3 separate regions of the Homo sapiens genome follow, and regions 1 and 2 are each linked to region 3. A link is a contact called in ENCODE Hi-C or POLR2A ChIA-PET data. All regions are on one chromosome and are shown on one strand. The core of a region is the stretch at or near the end of the contact, and the rest is flanking DNA. Distances in the headings are between cores, read along the strand shown.

The links. A loop is a pair of places that touch in the nucleus more often than their neighbours do. ChIA-PET counts read pairs that join two places held with the same protein, here RNA polymerase II (POLR2A). Pooled maps may share reads with other maps.
Region 1: a loop to region 3 is called in a map with no recorded cell type, with 3 times the contacts of the local background. The contact joins two enhancer-like sites. A Hi-C loop is called at or near these places in 4 of 37 single-sample maps with no recorded cell type and 4 of 50 pooled maps. POLR2A ChIA-PET finds 5 or more read pairs at or near these places in 1 of 52 experiments (BJ).
Region 2: a map of PC-9 shows a loop between it and region 3 (14-fold over the local background). The contact joins two enhancer-like sites. A Hi-C loop is called at or near these places in 2 of 168 maps with a recorded cell type or tissue (PC-3 and PC-9) and 2 of 50 pooled maps. POLR2A ChIA-PET finds 5 or more read pairs at or near these places in 3 of 52 experiments (OCI-LY7, PC-3 and PC-9).

What each region holds. Positions count from the first base shown.
Region 1 is chr11:100,738,493-100,741,192 of GRCh38, forward strand. All of the region lies in intron 1 of ARHGAP42 (Rho GTPase activating protein 42), which reads left to right. Among named protein-coding and RNA genes, the nearest start is that of ARHGAP42-AS1, 52 kb to the left of the region's middle. Within about 2 kb of position 1,324, at least 4 of the 41 ENCODE cell types and tissues checked have a DNase peak (open chromatin) inside an H3K27ac peak, as active enhancers do.
Region 2 is chr11:100,776,027-100,778,726 of GRCh38, forward strand. The region is part of intron 2 of ARHGAP42 (Rho GTPase activating protein 42); the gene reads left to right. Among named protein-coding and RNA genes, the nearest start is that of ARHGAP42-AS1, 89 kb to the left of the region's middle. Within about 2 kb of position 1,290, at least 7 of the 41 ENCODE cell types and tissues checked have a DNase peak (open chromatin) inside an H3K27ac peak, as active enhancers do; they include PC-3 and PC-9, where a contact is called at or near this core.
Region 3 is chr11:100,927,099-100,929,798 of GRCh38, forward strand. The region is part of intron 6 of ARHGAP42 (Rho GTPase activating protein 42); the gene reads left to right. Among named protein-coding and RNA genes, the nearest start is that of SNORD13I, 5.8 kb to the right of the region's middle. Within about 2 kb of position 1,418, at least 2 of the 41 ENCODE cell types and tissues checked have a DNase peak (open chromatin) inside an H3K27ac peak, as active enhancers do; they include PC-3 and PC-9, where a contact is called at or near this core.

The sequences.
Region 1 (2,700 bases), core at 74-2,573, 190 kb before region 3:
AGAGAGGTAACTCACTAATTCCATCAGATGTATATTTTTTCTCATTTTGCAATTCCATCAAAGCAGTATTGCTCTTGGCCATTTACCTGTTTTTGAATAATGAGAGGTATCATGATTTTCATCAGTGAGGGTAATATATGTAAAACTTGCAAACAATTTATTCCTCTAAATAAAGTAAAAAACTATGTTGCTAGAGAAGTACTATTGCTGCTGACTACTAAAGGTAGTTAAGAAGTCAAAGTGTTTTATTATAATACAAATAAAGTGAACATGTAGAAATCTGTTTATTATTACGTTTCAAGTTTGAATATTTTGTTTTCTTTTTAAGAAGAAGCAGGGCAAAACAAACTGTGCCCGTTGCATTCCTTGCCAAGGTCAATGCTCCATATTTTGTCTGACTGTTTAATTTAATAGCATTCAAGCACAGAAGCAATCAGGAGGCCACTCCTATTGGTAAATCCATGCTTATAAAGAAAGCATGTATTTCAGAACTTAGGAAAAAAGCTGTTTGTTAAGCCCAGACCTAGTTTGAGATCTTTTTGAAAAGTGCTTATAATTTTCCAGAATTCTAGGATTAACTCAAGGAAATGCACAACAGAAATATGTAGATTTGACAGTGGCTTTTTTCTTCTGTTCAAGTTATCTTAGAGTCTTTTTTTTTGTTTTTGTTTTTGTTTTAAATGAAGCAGTTTTGAGATTCATTAACTGGTTATCTTTTGTCTGAGTTTTACCAAAGTGATCAAAAAATAAGGAACTATTGACTTTTGGTAATTAAAATACTCTTGGATTTTTTTTTTTTAGTTAAAGTTCAGGACCATTCACTTGGTTCTTAAACAATCTTGTTTTAACCTGAAGAACTCTTGATTTGAAACTTTGAAATCCTGAGAAACATTTTTTCTATGACTCTCAAAAATAACTTCAGATTGCAATTTGTTCTAAAGAGGATAAAGTAGATATACCATGCTTGTTTTCTTTTCCTTAATTGAGTTTCATTTATGTGATTAACTTAGATAAAAATACTCTAATTTGATTTACTGAAGCAGTCAGGATGAAATATTTTGCATAGTGAAGTGTGCTAAATCTTTAAAACTATTTCTAGAGTTTTTAAAGAAAGAATTTTAAAATGTAATGTACGAAGGTATAATTCTGTGTATCTATACTTTGTTTCTCCCTCCCCTCTGCATCTAATAAGCCCCTCTTTTCTTGTTCCTTTTGTAAACATGAGTTGCTTATGGCTTGTGTACTGAAAATGCTGCCAGGAAGTAGGGTGAGCATAACTTCTTTTCCCATGACCCTCAGTCTAATGTTGTTCCAAGGGTTCCTTACTTAGAAATGCCTTGATAACCGCATTCATTCCTGACATACCCCACCCCCAACACACACAACTGCTGAGTGCCATCTGACCCACAGTCCAGCTGCAGCTTTTAAAAATACTAGTGGCAAAGGCTTTTACCTAGAACGGTGACTATCTGTGAAAAAATTTTGTGTGTGATTTGTTTTTTGCGTGTTGAAATATTATTTTTTAAAGAAAGTTACTTGGTGTCAGCCTGCAAGTTAAAGGGTTATTAGTACAATTTTTTTTTTTTTTTTTAATTTTCAACTCACTAAAGCTTGCCTGTGTATGTTCATCCTTTTTGTATGATTTCTGGAAGTTTTCCTGTTGACAGTGAAGTCTAAAATGCTAAGACCTTTAGATTCTCTTGTTTCATGACTTTTATTATGAACATAAAACTTTTAAAAAAGACCTGGTCATGCTATGGCCTCTCCCTTCTCCCAAATTTTATATGATACCCTCAGTTTTTTTTCCTTTGGTGCACAAGGGAAGAAAAACGTATTTGCTGAGTAAACACTTGGGCACTGAATTTATTTCTCCCATCTTCTAAAAACTGTGAAGTGAGCACTAGCGTTCTTTTATATGTAGAAAATTGAGAGTGCAAAACAGGTTAACTAATTTGCTCCAGGAACAAAAGCTAGTCAGTCATGGAACTAAGATTTGAACCTGTCTGTCTGATACTAAAGTGCTATTCTTTGCCATTTGAAGGCAGTATCATTCATGCCATGAACATTAGCCAGAAGCTTTATGGTATAGGGGGAGGAGAATGGAATGTGTAGAGGAAAAGTTCTTGGAAAGCAGAGTTTGATGTAGAATGGTTCCTGAAAGTGAAGGGGATGGTGCCAGCAGTTGCAAGATAAAGCGATGGGGTAGGTACATTGCTCCTGGCAGCTGCTCCTTCTGCCTCTCCTGTTGTTGAGTGTCAGATTTTGCTGCTCCAGGGAAGATTCAACCACTGTTAAAGTTTGGCACAGGGTTGATGAAGCTTTGGAACGTTACTTACTGGATTATTTAAAAAAAATATGTCTATCAAGAGAAGAATAAAGAGGGTATCTGTGGTTATACTTTAATTAGTTATTCCTGGAGAGGGGACATGTGGCCTTATTCTAGTCCCATGGGCTTGAGGGGGAAAGCAGACAGATTTATTTGACTGACTGTAAGGCTCCTTTGCAGATTACATAAAGAGAGAAAATAAGAAATTTTATTTATTTATTTCTTTTTTTGAGATGAAATCTCACGCTGTCTCCAAGGCTGGAGTGCAGTGGCAAGATCTCAGCTCACTTCAGCCTCCATCTCCTGGGTTCAAGCGATTCTCCTGCCTCAGCCTCCTGAGTAGTGGGGATTACAGGCACCTGCCACCACGCCTG
Region 2 (2,700 bases), core at 40-2,539, 150 kb before region 3:
TGAATGCCTGTAATCCCAGCTACTTGGGAATCTGAGGCAGGAGAATAGCTTGAACCTGGGAGGGGGTTGTTGCGGTGAGCTGAGATCGTGCCATTGCACTCCAGCCTGGGCAACAAGAGCAAAACTCCATTTCAAAAAAAAAAAAAGTTAGATATTGTTAGTCAAACTGAACTAGTGCCAATAAAAATGTTAGTCATTAATATGAGGCAAAGTTTATTCATTCTATGTAATCTTGGAAACCATTGGAAAGTCCAGTTGCGATTGTGCGTAAACAGCTTGGTTAGTGATGTTGTGTGATGACCTAGACTCTCAGGAAAGTCTTGAACAGTATGAGCTTTGGACTCAAGAGATTAAACATTTACCAAGAAGGAGAGTCACTTTGCTAGTAAATATTTTTGGTGGAGACTTCATTCCTTTAGACACACCTAAACAGAAAATTCCTGTGGTAGTGACAGGCAATACACTACCATTTGTCAACTAAGGTAATAGCTCCAAATTAGGAGTGGAGAAATGAGTCAGTCAGTTAGGTAGTTTGGATCAAACTATATTTTTTAACAATCCCCCAGCTATTTCTGACATAACTAGTGTATTGCTGGTCCCTTGTTTACTCCATTTTAAATGCAGATATGCAGACATAGCAACAAGGATAGTGCCTAATAGTTAGCATCGGCCGGGCACAGTGGCTCACTCCTGTAATCCCAGCACTAGCACTTTAGGAGGCCTAGGCAGGCAGATCACCTCAGGTCAGGAGTTCAAGACCAGCCTGGTCAACATGGTGAAACCCCATCTCTTCTAAAAATACAAAAATGAGCTGGGCATGATGGCACGTGCCTGTAATCCCAGCTACTCGGGAAGCTGAGGCAGGAGAACCACTTGAACCCGGGAGGTGGAGGTTGCAGTGAACTCAGATTGCACCACTGCACTCCAGCCTGGGCAACAAAGTGAACACTGTCTCAAAAAAAAAAAAAAAAAAAACACGAAGAGCATGTCGCATTTTAAAAAAGAAGCTGTTTTATGGAAATGCTTGTACGAATCGTACATGTACTGATTGATGGATGAGAGCTCGAACATGAACCAAGTTTTGTGTACAGCATTGGCTGAGGTGCCCTGACATTTTTACTTCTTGTTCTGTCTTTAGGAGAATGTGTTGAAAGGTGAAGGTATAGCAGGTTAAAATAGTGGCAATTCAAGTCACAGGGGCTTTACTATGTCTTCCTGTGCTGGCAGTGCTTTGCCAAGGTGCAAATATTTATTGTTTGATTACCTCTCTGAGGCTGGGTGTGCATCAGTGGGTTACTGTGGTGAGGTGACTCACATTGATCTGTAGATAGAAGCCTGAGAGTGATCTTGGATACCTGATCTGAGGGTGTCAAGAAGAATTTTTTCAAGGGAGTGGTTGGAAAATCTCATTCAGTTTCTTTGTTAGAAGAGTGACTGTGTAAAAAGGCATAAAATTTTTACTTACTTTGAAGATGCGTCTGTTAGGTCAAATGGAAAGGTAATATTTGATTCTGTTTCCCAAATGAGAAATAGGAATATAGTCTAGGGTGGAAAGTATGGGAAACAATTTACTTTTTGTATTTGGAAAGGATTCCTCTATAGTGTAGAAACACTTTGAGAGATAATAGCTTTTGTTTCAGGTTAAAAATCATAACTGCCATAATAAATGCAGAAAATGCATTCAAAAGATCATTAATAATTTTTCTTAAAAAAAAGACCTATTTTCTTTTTTGACTTAAACAAATTCAATGATTAAATTATTGAAAATGCTTCTGTGAAAATTTTCTTCAGAATTTGGTCATGAGTACAAATATGCATTTTTACAGTTTACTCAATATTTGTCTAGTGGTATTGTGATACAAAAGGTAGAACTGGGCGGGGTGTGATAGTTCACACCTATAATCCTAGTGCTTGCAGAAGCCATGGCGGGAGGAATGCTTGAGACCAGGAGTCCCAGACCATCCTGGATGAGGCCCCAGTTCTATAAAAAGTAAAAATTTAGCCAGGCATGGTGGCATGCACCTATAGACCTAGCTACTCAGGAGGCTGAGGCTGCAGGATCCCTTGAGCCCAGAAGCTGAGGTTACATTAAACTATGATCACACCACTGTACTGCAGCCTGGGTAACATGTTGAGACCCTGTCTCTTAAGAAAAAAAAAAAAGAAACGGTGAAGTTGTTTGTAGCCATGAGATTCTTCTTGGGCATTTTTAGGAAAAATTTCTAAACCAAAGGCAATGCCATTATCAACCACAGCTGAACTCTTCTAAAAGAGACCTGTGATATTTTATTAAATTTGAGGAAGTAAACTACCTTCTCATTTGCTGAATCAAAAAAAAAATATCCATCATTCTTTACAGACCCTCATTACAACCACTTAAATGTGGTTATATAAATCAGGAAGTCGTGTATTAAAGTGGAACATTTCTAAATGCCTAAATTGTTTATACAAATAACATTTTCTTTTTAACTCTGCAGAGGAAGCATATTTTACTTTTTAATAGCTCTCAGTTGGACAATTGAATTATTGTTTTCCTGTTTTTTTTTTAAACCACCCTTATTTTTGTACCCACACAGAAACCACCCACAATTAATGATGGAAGCAGCTGGGAAAGTTGCACATTTCAGGTGGTGTTCCTCTCTTAAAAAAAACACGCTGCTTGAGAGAGATGCTTTTATCATATTAGCTGTGTATTTTGAA
Region 3 (2,700 bases), core at 168-2,667:
TAATTTGCTAACATGTTATAGCTTGTTATTATCAAGACGTATACTATAAAATACTTTTCAGAGTCTCTAAATTTAAAAAGCTTAAATAATTTTGAGATTGAAATGCTACTGGCTAAGTCTTTTTTAAAAGTCCATCAGCTAGTATATAGATGAGCAGCTTTTGAAAGTTTAACATTTTGATGTGTTTTTCTTTTTCAACGTAATCAGTTAGCTTTAATTTAGTAAAAGTGAAAAAAATAAGGTTAGCATCATTGTTTTTCGAAACTCTGTAGGACTAAAGGTTAAATTTCTATCCTGTTTAAAATCTAAGGGCATTCATTCTTTAAAAATTTAACAACAAAACTTTTAAGTAAAAATAAAATCTGTAATGGTCCTTGGATAAATCTAAAGTTCAGGGTATTGTTATTGAAAATTAGAAATTTGTGATAGAACTTAGTGAACAGAATTTTGTAAAAGTAAGAAAACTGCATCCTATGTGTTTGGTAGAAATCAATCATGTAGCTTCTGCTGGGCTTTATCAGCTTGCTGGTGACAGTACTTTCTCTATTACAATTGAGCTGTAAAGATAAGCTGGCTATTGTCAATGCCTCTGTTCCTTTACCAGGAAAGTGTACCTCAGGCCTCTTCATCTGAATTCCATCCTCTTGAATGCTTACAAATCCATCTTTTCAGGAATTCCAATGACGCTTTTCAGTGCTGAGGCGATGCATGGCCACGGCTTTGTTTTATTAATCAGTGCACGTAATTGTCCATTCATTCATTTGTGCTTCTGTCCTCCCATTTTAAAAGTAGTCTTTTCCAGGCCAGCATTGACTGGCCACTTTCCATTCTTGGCTCTCTTTTTATCTTCAAGTTTCTCATTATTTATTTGATTCGATTTATATATGCTTTCGTTTTCATGCCATGAACTCCTTTGCACATCTATGCATTAGACTTAAAGCAATCTGTAGTCATTTTGAAGGTATCCTTTAAGATGTTTATCTCTAAGTTTCCTCCAGGCAGGGAATTGCAAAGACTACAGATTTAACTCACAGGCCTGACACTTTTACAGTGTGAAAATTGATGCCTTGACTTTGCCCTACTTTTCTAATCTTCTTAGAAGTTTAGATGGCCAAATATGAAGGATGGAACTATATAACATTTTGATTTCTTATAGTGCCTTATGGTGCTTTGTGTTTGGGAAGTATTTATTTTTATTTTTTAAAAACAACTTCAGGCCAGGCATGGTTGCTCACACCTGTAATCCCAGCAAGTTGAGAGGCCGAGGCGGGAGGATTGTTTGAGCCCAGGAGTTCAAAACCAGTCTTTGCAACATGGCAAAACCCCACCTCTACAAAAATTAGTTGGGCATGGTGTCATGCGCCTGTAGTCTTAGCTACTTGGGGGCTGAGGTGGGAGGATCACTTGAGCCTGGGAAGTCAAAACTGCAGTGAACTCTAATCATGCCACTATCCTCCAGCCTGGGTGAAAGGGTGAGACCTTGTCTCAAAAAAGAAAAAAAAAAGTCATAAAGATACAATTCACATACCATACAGACAACTCATTTAAACTATACAATTCAATGGAACTTTAGTATATTCACAGATCTGTGCAACGATCACCACAAAAAAATTTAAAGCATTTTCATCACCTTAAAAATAAACATCACATCCTTTAGGTATCATTCCCAGTATACCCCACAACCATTAATACTGAAACACCACTAATTATTTTCTGTCTCTATTAATTTGCCTACTCTGGGCCTTTCATACAAATGAAATTGTGTAATACGTGGCCCCTTTGGTGATTGACTTCTTTTACTCAGATGCGGTTTTCGAGGTTCATCCATCTGAAAGCATGCATCAATACTTCATTTCCCTTTAGGGCCAAATAACATTTTATTGTATGGATAGACCACATTTTGCTTATCCAAATATTAGTTGATAGGTACCTTTTCACTATTATGAATAATGTTATAAACCAGCGGTCCCCAACCTTTTTGGCACCAGAGACCAGTTTTATGGAAGACTATTTTTCCATGAAAAAATTGGTGAGGAGGGAAGGGTTTCAGGATGAACCTGTTCCACTTCAGATCATCAGGCATTAGTTAGATTCTCATAAGGAGCAGGCAACCTAGATCCCTCGCAGGCACAGTTCACAATAGGCCTCACTCTCCTATGAGAATCTAATGCCAGCACTGATCTGATAGGAGGCAGAGCTCACCCAGGTCTCACCTCCTGCCATGCAGTTGGGTTCCTAACCGGCCACAAATGACCTTTACTGGCCTGCAGCCCAGGGATTGGGGACCCCTATTATAAACGTTCATGTACAAATTTTTGTGTAGATACATGTTTTTCTCTCTCTTGAGGAATTACTGAGTCATGTGGTAACTGTATGTTTCACCATCTGACGAACTACCAAAATATCTGCACCCCTTGACACTCCCACCAGTGATATATGAGGGATACAGTTTCTCCATGTCCCTCACACACACTTGCTATTATCTCACTTTTTGAGTCTAGCTATCCTAGAGAGCTGAACTTAGATTTCACTGTGGTTTTGATTTCGATTTCTCTGATGACTAATAAGAATCTTTCAAATGCTTTTTGACCATTCATATATTTTCTTTCAAGAAATGCCTATTCAATTTCTTTGCCTATTTTTAAACTAGGTTATTTGTCTTTTTATTATTTAATTATGAGTTGTTTATATATTCTGCAT